2 separate regions of the Homo sapiens genome follow, and region 2 is linked to region 1. Evidence: read pairs that join two places in POLR2A ChIA-PET (ENCODE). Cell type or tissue: Panc1. All regions are shown on one strand. Each heading gives the region's core, and the rest is flanking DNA. Links, peaks and the distances in the headings are about the cores only.

Region 1 (4,390 bases), core at 300-4,299:
TAGGTAGACCTAGTGTGTGCTGAAAACACTGGGAAAGCAGCCCCAGCTTCCTTCCATCTCCCCAAAATTGGAAAATAATTTCTTTTTGATATTTCAAAGAAAAACATGGAGATCATCTTATGATTAAAATCAAGGGCTTATTGGGGTTTCTCTAAATTTATTTTAAGCTTTGTGTTTTCAGTTTGCACTTCGTATGGGGAGGAAGGATCAAAATGCTCATGTCTCAGGACCTTAGGGCTTAATTGCCCTGGGGCTTAGAGCCTCTCTAGACCTTATCCAGCAAGGTGACGCTAGCTCTCCAGAGTCTGAGTGGGAGGCAGCATGGACACCCACCTGGCCCCTGCTTCCCCTGGGGCTCACGTGGCTGTGTGAGGGGTGTTTCTTAGGGCAGTGGCCTCAGCTCCCCTGACCCGTGGCTTCTCACAGTCTGCCTTTCAGACAAGGCGCTCACTGTCCCAGCATGTTCCAAGCCACCGGCTCAAGTCCCAGCCAGCCCAGGCCTGTTGCAATGAGTCAGCCTTTCACTGGGGAAAAACGTGGTGACTGGCCTCCAAGTCATTTTTTCCAGCTTGGCCCTTGTCCTGGGCTGGGTTTGGGGAGACCTTCATTTTTCCCTTTGGGATTCGGCTGCCTACGAGGTATTCCCAAGGGTCCCTAGGAAGCAAGGGGGCTGGAATTCCTTTGGGGCAGGTTGAGTTGCTGCAGTTCAGCCAAATGAGGGTCCCTCAAGGTGCCCACCTGGTCTCGCTCCACCTCCCCCTGCTCATATAAGCAAAAGTAGAGGCCACAGAGGGTAAGTTCTTATGGCCCTTACGGTTGTGCCCAGTCATGGGGAGGAGGATAAGAAGAGGAGTTATAAAATAAAGTCCACCTTTGGCATCTTTCACAGGCCATGCTAGCGCAGCAACCTCAGGTACCTGGAGCTTGAGGCACACTTGGCCTCTTATCAACTAGTGGTGCCTTCCTGAAAGATGATGCTCCCTTGGGCCCCTTGAATTTTAAAGCAAGCACCATTACCTTCGGTGAACCTTCCTGCCCCCAGCTCTATGCCAGGGTTCCGGTTTCAGAGCTATTCGCCTTACCATCCCTTCTGACTCACCTCTGGCTTCCCAGGGCTTCGTGAGGCCTCCCCTGCATGGCCAGGCTGATGTGGATTCTCCCTAGTGTGACTGGGTGGGAGGGAGGAAGAGGCAATGACCATTAGTCAAAGGGTGGTGAGGGTGCGTGAGGGCAGGGCTTTGGCCCTCACGGATCCCGCAGTAAATTCACTCTCTCCGGAGGAAACATTGACCTCACTGCTGCTGAAGCCCTTACTTAGAACTTCCTATTCATTTTTGCAATTAGCAAAGATTAACCTCTCAATAATTCATTCATTCAGGGCACAGATAGTTATTGGTACCTTTACATGCCAGGTACTGGGCTTTGGGGCTACAATAGTGCACAGAAGAGTCATGCTCCTGTTTCCTGAAGCCGATAGTCTGAGAGGGACACAGATAGCAACCTGATAATTACACAGATAGATACCAACAATCCAGTATCAATATGCAAGAAGAGCACAGAAGAGCAGACAACAGTGCCTGGAGTGGTCTGGGGTGTTCAGGGAAGGTTTGCCTGAAATAGACGGGTAAGTGGGAGTTGTCTGGTTGAGATGGGGGTCCTGACCCCAAGTACCTAGATAGTGACCTTATTTGGAAATAGGGTTTTTTACAGAGATAATCAAGTTAACATGAGGTCATTAGGGTAGGCCCTAATCTTGACTGGTATTCTTATCAAAAGGGGAAATTTGGACACAGAGACAGACATGCGCACAGGAAGAATGTCACGTGAAGATGAAAGCAGACATCAGGGGGATGCTGGCTGCTTACAAGCCATGGAATGCCGAAGATAGTGAGCCGACACCAGGAGCTAGGAGAGAAGCCTAGAACTGACGCTCCCTCACGGCCTCCAAGGAACCAAATCTGCTGACACCTTGATTTTGAATTTTTAGCTTCCAGAACTTGAGATCACACATTTCTGTTGTTTAACCCACCCCAGCTGTGGTCTTTTGTCAAGGTAGCCGTAGCAGACAAACTCAGTTTTCCAGCAGAGGAAACTGCACATGCAAAAGCCCTGGAAGTGAGGGCAGGGGAGGCGGGTTTGAGAAAAGAGGCCACCCTGGCTGAAATGCAGAGTCAAAAATTCCTTCATCCAGACTGACAGGGAAGCAGATCAGTGTGGGCACCTCAGGCGACTATTAAAATAGCAATAAAAATAACTACCTCGAAGGTGTGTAGAGTGTACCAGATAAGCCTGGGGAGGCAGGAAGTGACTAGAGCTATGCAGGGGCTTCCCTGTAGGGGTAGAAGTGGAGCCTTTAACCTTAAGACAGAGGAGAAGCTAGCAGGGTACGCAGGCGACCTAGAGCCTCGTTTGAGGTGTGTGACTTTGGGAAAATGGCCGTCTGTCTCTGTGCCTTAGTTCTTCGATCTCTTCCCTTATCTGGGACATTCTGTGACCATATGACTAGCAGTGTGCTCTGTGTTGCTGTCTCCTGTGTGGTGAGCCGGTGCGAAGGAAGAGAAAAGAATGAAAATAGCATTGGACACAGTTGTGGATCTTATGGAACTTATAGTCTAGTTGGGGAAATGACATTCATTCGGGCCAGTGCACAATGGAAGTGCTAAGTGTGTGAAGTGGACAATGTCAGACATTCTGAAGGGCTAAAGTGGTGGCTTCCCTCATGGGGGGTCTCGAAGTCTAGTGGGACCCCAGATACAATTTCTCGTTGTTTTTTTTTTTTTTTTTTTTTTGAGACAGAGTCTCACTCTGTCCCCCAGGCTGGAGGGCGGTGGCGCGATCTCGGCTCACTGCAAGCTCCGCCTCCCGGGTTCACGCCATTCTCCTGCCTCAGCCTCCCGAGTAGCTGGGACTACAGGCGCCCGCCACCACGCCAGGCTAATTTTTTTTTTTTTTTTTTAAGTAGAGACGGGGTTTCACAGTGTTAGCCAGGCTGGTCTCGATCTCCTGAACTCGTGATCCGCCTGCCCCGGCCTCCCAAAGTGCTGGGATTACAGGCTTGAGCCACTGCGCCCGGCCCCAGATACAATTTCGATGCTGTACATCTCCACCCGCCCCACCACTCCATAATTAATAGGTCTGGGGATGGGTGGGGGTTAACACGTGACCTAAGCTGGGCCAATCAGAATCTTTCCCTGGATTTTTTGGTCAGGAGCTAAGGAAGAAAATGCAGTTTCTCTCTTGGTGGCTATGTTTGCTGCTACATAGAGGGGGCTGACTTGAGGGAATGGAGCTGACAGGCTGCCCAGAGAAGACAAGAGGGAAGGAGAGAGAGAGAGAGAGGGAGGGAGGGAGGGAAGGAAGGTGGGAGGGGAGAGGGAGAGAGAGAGAGAGAGAGTGCGAGCGAGCCCCTTGGCTGCCCTGGCCCTGCTGCATCTCCGCGTTTCCCCTGGGCTTACTGGAGATACCCTACCCGCACATTCTTCACCCTGCATTTATCAGTTTCCCCTAGGCTAGTTGGAGAGGAGTTTCTGTCACCTAGAGTCCTAGGAGTTCTGATTCACACAGGGATCCCCCGTGTCAACCTCAGCCACTGTTTGTGAGTGAGGTGATGAGACCCTGCTCTTGGCCCTAGTGTGTGCTATTGTGTCAGGGACCAAGGAGCTGTCCCTGCCCTCTTAGGAAACCCTTCATGGAGCCGAAGGCCATCTTCACTCTTTATAGTACCGGAGGCGCCTGAGTCTTCACCATGCCTCTGTGAGCCTGGCGGCATTTGTTTCACTTTGCAAACCCTGCAAGTCAGGAATTAAATCTCCCCCACCCTAGTCTTACAGTTGAGGAAACTGAGGCTCAGAGGAGGAGAAATGCCTTTGTATCTAAGTGGCAGAGCCTTTTTTGGGTGTCACAGTCCTTAAGATGGTACACGTGAAACAGCAGCCCAAGCCCTGATCAGGGGAAAAAGTAATCATCCTTCATTCATGAATTCATCAGTGAACATTTCCCTACAAAAAAAGAAGAGAAATTATCAAAGGTTTGTGCAGAGCCTGAAGTGTGAATTCAGGAAGGCAAACACAACCTTTTATCTCTATAAGCCCAGAAATCACTATACACACAATGTCAGGCATAAGTTAGGTGCTTAAGATATGTTTGCTGAAAAAGAATAAGAACAATATCTTAGTTACTGAGTGGTCACTATGTGCCAGGCACTATTTTAAGTGATTCGTGGGTATTCACTGAGGTAACCCTCACCCAGCCTTGTAAGGTTGGCACTATTATGCCTGACTGATTGATTGATTGAGACAGGGTCTCACTCTGTCACCCAGGCTGGAGTGCAGTGGCATGATCATAGCTCACTGCAGCCTCAAATTCCTGGGCTCAAGCAATCCTCTCACCT
Region 2 (4,390 bases), core at 295-4,294, 72 kb after region 1:
CCTCTGTCTTTCCGTGGAGCAGGCCTTCATTGTGGACTTCTACAAGTGAAAGAAAGACTAGACTTGCTCTATGTGGACACAAGGCAGGGTGGGAAAAAAACCAGGGAGATAGATTTGACTTAGTAAGAAGGAAAATGTTCAATAGAGATGTCCAAAGCTGGAAGGGCTGCCTCAGCTGTGTGATTTGGGGGAAAGAGTCACTTATATACTCACTCATGACCTCATTTTCTTCAAGGTGATCAGTCTTGGGGGTGCTGAAAATCAGCATACAATATAAACACTAGATGAATTCTTTACTCCTAGCTGGGTACAGTGGCTCACACCTGTACACCCAGCACCTTGGGAGGCTGAGGTGGGAGGATCACTTGAGGCTAGGAATTTAACACTAGCCTGGGAAACAGTAAGGCCCATCTTTACAGATTTTTTAAAAAATTTTTTACCCTGAAGGGTGCTTCCTTCCTTTTTCTGTCAGTGTCAACACTTTATTTTGGTGTAAACACAGGAATCTGGAACATACATTGTATTTGAAATTTTCCTGGTTCCTGAGCTAATCTGTTTAAATTCAAATACTTAAAGGGTCGGGGGAACGGAAGAATAAGGAGAGATTTGTTTAAGGATACAAAATTACAGCTACATAGCAGGAATAAGCTCTAGAGTTCTATGCCACTGTAGGATGACTATAGTTAATATATTACATAATTCCTTTCTTTCTTTCTTTTTTTTTTTTTTTTTTTTTTGAGATGGAGTCTCGCTCTGTTGCCCAGGCTGGAGTGTAATGGCATGATCTCGGCTAACTGCAACCTCTTCCTTCCAGGTTCAAGCGATTCTCCTGCCTCAGCCTCCCGAGCAGCTGGGATTACAGGCACCCACCACAACGCCCAGCCGATTTTTGTATTTTTACTAGAGTCGGGGTTTCACTGTGTTGGCCAGGCTGGTCTCGAACTCCTGACCTCAAGTGATCCGCCCACCTCAGCCTCCCAAAGTGCTGGGATTATAGGTGTGAGCCACCGTGTCTGGTATTTTTTTTTTTTTTTTTTTTTTTTGAGAGAGGGTATCGATCTGTCGCCCAGGCTGTAATCCAGTGGCGTGATCTCAGCTTACTGCAACCTCTGCCTCCCGGGTTCCAGTGATTCTCTTGGCTCAGCTTCCAGAGCAGCTGGGATTATAGGTGCACGCCACCACACCCGGCTAATTTTTGTGTATTTTCTTTTAAAGATGGCTTTCACCATGTTGGCCAGGCTGGTCTTGAACTTCTGAACCCCTGTGATCTGCCCGCCTTGGCCTCCCAAAGTGCTGGGATTACAGACGTGAGCCACTGCACCCGGCATTAATATCCTTCTAGCTATTTGAAACTATGTAATATATTAACAGGGCCCGGTACGGTGACTCGCACTTGTAATCCCAGCACCTTGAGAGGCCAAGGAGGGCAGATCACTTGATGTCTGGAGTTTGAGACCAGCCTGGCCAACATGGTGAAACCCCATCTCTACTAAAAATACAAAAATGAGTTGGGAGTGGTTGTAGGTGCCTGCAGTCCCAGCTACTTGGGAGGCTGAGGCAGGAGAATCGCTCGAACTTGGGAGGCGGACGTTGCAATGAGCCCAGATTGCGCCATTGCACTCCAGCCTGGGTGACAAGAGCAAAACTCCGTCTCAAAAAAAGGACATTGAATGTTCCCAACATAAAGAAATGATAAAGTTTTGAGATGATGGATATGCTAATTAGCCTGATCTGATCACTATATATGTATGCAACATCACTATTAAAAATGCAAATACTTACAAATTACAGCAGCAAAATAAAAGCACAGAAAAGAGAAAACCCGACGGAGAAGGCAGCCCGGGTCAGCTGTGCCACTTGGTGTGGACGCCTGAGGTGCGGAACAGGAGCTGCTGTGTCCGCATTTTTCTTTCCTCTCCTTTTTCTTCAGAGAGGCGGTCGGAAGTAGCTGCTGGGTCTGCTTCGTGATGGCTGCTTCAATGGCTTGGCTGAAGAGTGTTGGAAACTGGGTACAGGAACAGGGTCTGAGTTGTCACTCTCCCCATCGCTGTCCACAAGAGCAGCAGGAATTAGGCTGTTTGCATCTTTGGAGCAGTTTTGGGCCAAACGTCTGTTTTTCCTTTTTCAATTCTCCACATCTGAGCAAAAGAAGGAGAGTCGTCTTCCAGATTCCTGATGCTAAATGAAGCAGTGGGGTGACAGACGGGTCAGCAGAAAGTCTGCCTGGGACCCTGGAGTTCTGTTAAGAGAAGAAAGGGAGGGGGCCCCAGGCCCTCCGTGCAGGAGGTCCCACAGTGGAGCTGGAGGAGCAGGTGTAGGAACGGCAGGGAGGAAGCTGCCGTAGATCCTGCAGGCCCCCTGTCTGGTTCTCCTCCATCTCTGCCCTGTGCTCTCAGCAGCGTTCCTCCTGAGACTTCTCCTGGTGACTTCTCTTCTCTATGTCAGTCTAGGGTTACCTTAGAGACCATAGGAGAAGGTCCCATTTCCCAAAACCCAGTCAGAGAACCACCCTGTGTTGAGAGTCCCCGATTCACTCACATCCCACATGACCTCGCCCGTACATCCTGGAAACAACAGCTCCCATCTCCTCGCCCCTGAAGGACCTGGGTACTGCTAAGATGTGTTATGCCCAGGGATTTTGATGCTTATTCTCTATGTGTTCCTGGTGCCAGAGTCTGCAAGGACCTACATTTCCAATTCTACCACCTCACATTGTTTTCCAGGGTTCTGGTACCTAATTAGGAAAGTCATCTGTGTCCATAAGTTCCTCTGGCCCTCTGGAAAGTGACCTAATTATAACAAAGCCACACAGAACAATCTCCTTCATATTACTACAAAGCCTCACAAATCAAATTCCTTGATATTACCACCATCATTCATCCCTGTAGGATGATGCCAATAAGAACAGAAGCCTCCATTTCTTGAATACTTAGTGCCTTACATGGATGAGTTCCTTACTTCTCTCAATAGCTTTTTGACATAAGTACTACTATTATGCCCATTTTACAGGTGGAGAAATCAAGGCTCAGAGAAGTTAAATGACTCGCCCAAGAACACATTGTTAGTTTCATATTGACAATGAAATTCTAGCCCTAGTCTGCCTGACACCAGTGTCGGGCATCTTGACCATTACACAGACTGTCTCAGGTTATTTCTACTAATCTCCCTATGAAGAATTATAAAGAAAATTTAAACAGTAGATTGAGGTAGGGGAACAGGAGGGAGATGGGATAATTTAAACAGTAGATTGAGGGAGATTGGTCTTTGTATTAATAAAGAAAATGCTAGCTAATATAATAATTAACCTCCCAATTTTAGTGTCTTAACACAGTTCAAATGTATTTTTTACTCATGTTGCAATCTGATGGTGTTCCTGGTGGGTTTCCTCCATGTGGTGATTCTGGGACCCAGGCTTGTCTCATCTTATGGCTCTGCCATCCTTTAGGGCCTTGGAGACCTTTGCATCCAGAAGAAACGTACACCCTCTTCTTAACTGCCTTGGCCCAGAAGTGACACACATCCCTTTCTGCTCACATTTCACTGGCCAGCACTGGTCCTGTGGCATTGCATAGATGTAAGGGGACTGGGAAATGTATTTCTGCCCTAGGCAGCTACTTCTCAGCATCAACTCTATACCATTCAAGAGGGCATGCAAAATATTTGGTGAAAAGTTAGTTATCTCTGCCCCAGCCTCAATGACCTTAAGTGTCTTCTATTCCATAAATTCTAAGATTCCATAATTTAATTGTTTTGGAATACATGGGAATCTGTTGAAGACTTGAAGTTCCTTTCTTTCTTTTTTTCTTTTTTTCTTTCTTTTTTTGAGACGGAGTTTCGCTCTTGTTGCTCAGGCTGGAGTGCAATGGTGTGATCTCAGCTCACCACAACCTCCGCCTACAGGGTTCAAGCAATTCTTCTGCCTCAGCTTCCCGAGTAGCTGGGATTACAGGCATGTGCCACCCCGCCTGGCTAATTTTGTATTTTTTTTAGTAGAAGCGGGGTTTCTCCATGTTGGTCAGGCTGGTCTTGAACTCCCGACCTCAGGTGATCCTCCCGCCTTGGCCTCCCAAAGTGCTGGGATTACAGGCATGAGCCATTGCACCCAGCATTGAAGGTCCTTTCAATACGGTCATATTCTTGTGAGAAACGATGAAGACAGACAATGTCTGTGGCAGTGTGGTCAGTATACTCTGTGGCCTGATGTTTGCGGTGCCTGAAAAGTGAGAGCGTCTGTCACCTTTTCTTTATGTTCCTGTAGTGTGGCCCGTGGTAACTTTCCAATAGGAGGGCAAGAACAACTCCAAGGGCAGAAACCTTGCCCGGGCTCCATCCCTTCCTGCCGAGAGAAGTGCTCGAAGACATGGTTTTTACATAATGTTTAGAAATAAGC

Evidence for each region. Peaks named below come from ENCODE experiments on the same cell type or tissue, not always from the same donor. Only the 100,000 strongest peaks of a DNase experiment are listed, where the experiment ranks them.
Region 2: POLR2A ChIA-PET joins it to region 1 with 9 read pairs; 12 of 35 experiments call an interaction of 5 or more read pairs at or near these places.

What each region holds. Positions count from the first base shown.
Region 1 is chr3:4,994,640-4,999,029 of GRCh38, forward strand. No RefSeq gene overlaps it. Among named protein-coding and RNA genes, the nearest start is that of BHLHE40-AS1, 17 kb to the left of the region's middle. RefSeq lists enhancers at 1-628, 392-1,591. In Panc1, for the core only: no CTCF peak of the experiment used is centred there; no DNase peak of the experiment used is centred there; H3K27ac peaks cover 3,302 bases.
Region 2 is chr3:5,066,771-5,071,160 of GRCh38, forward strand. It overlaps the pseudogene RNF10P1. Among named protein-coding and RNA genes, the nearest start is that of ARL8B, 53 kb to the right of the region's middle. In Panc1, for the core only: no CTCF peak of the experiment used is centred there; no DNase peak of the experiment used is centred there.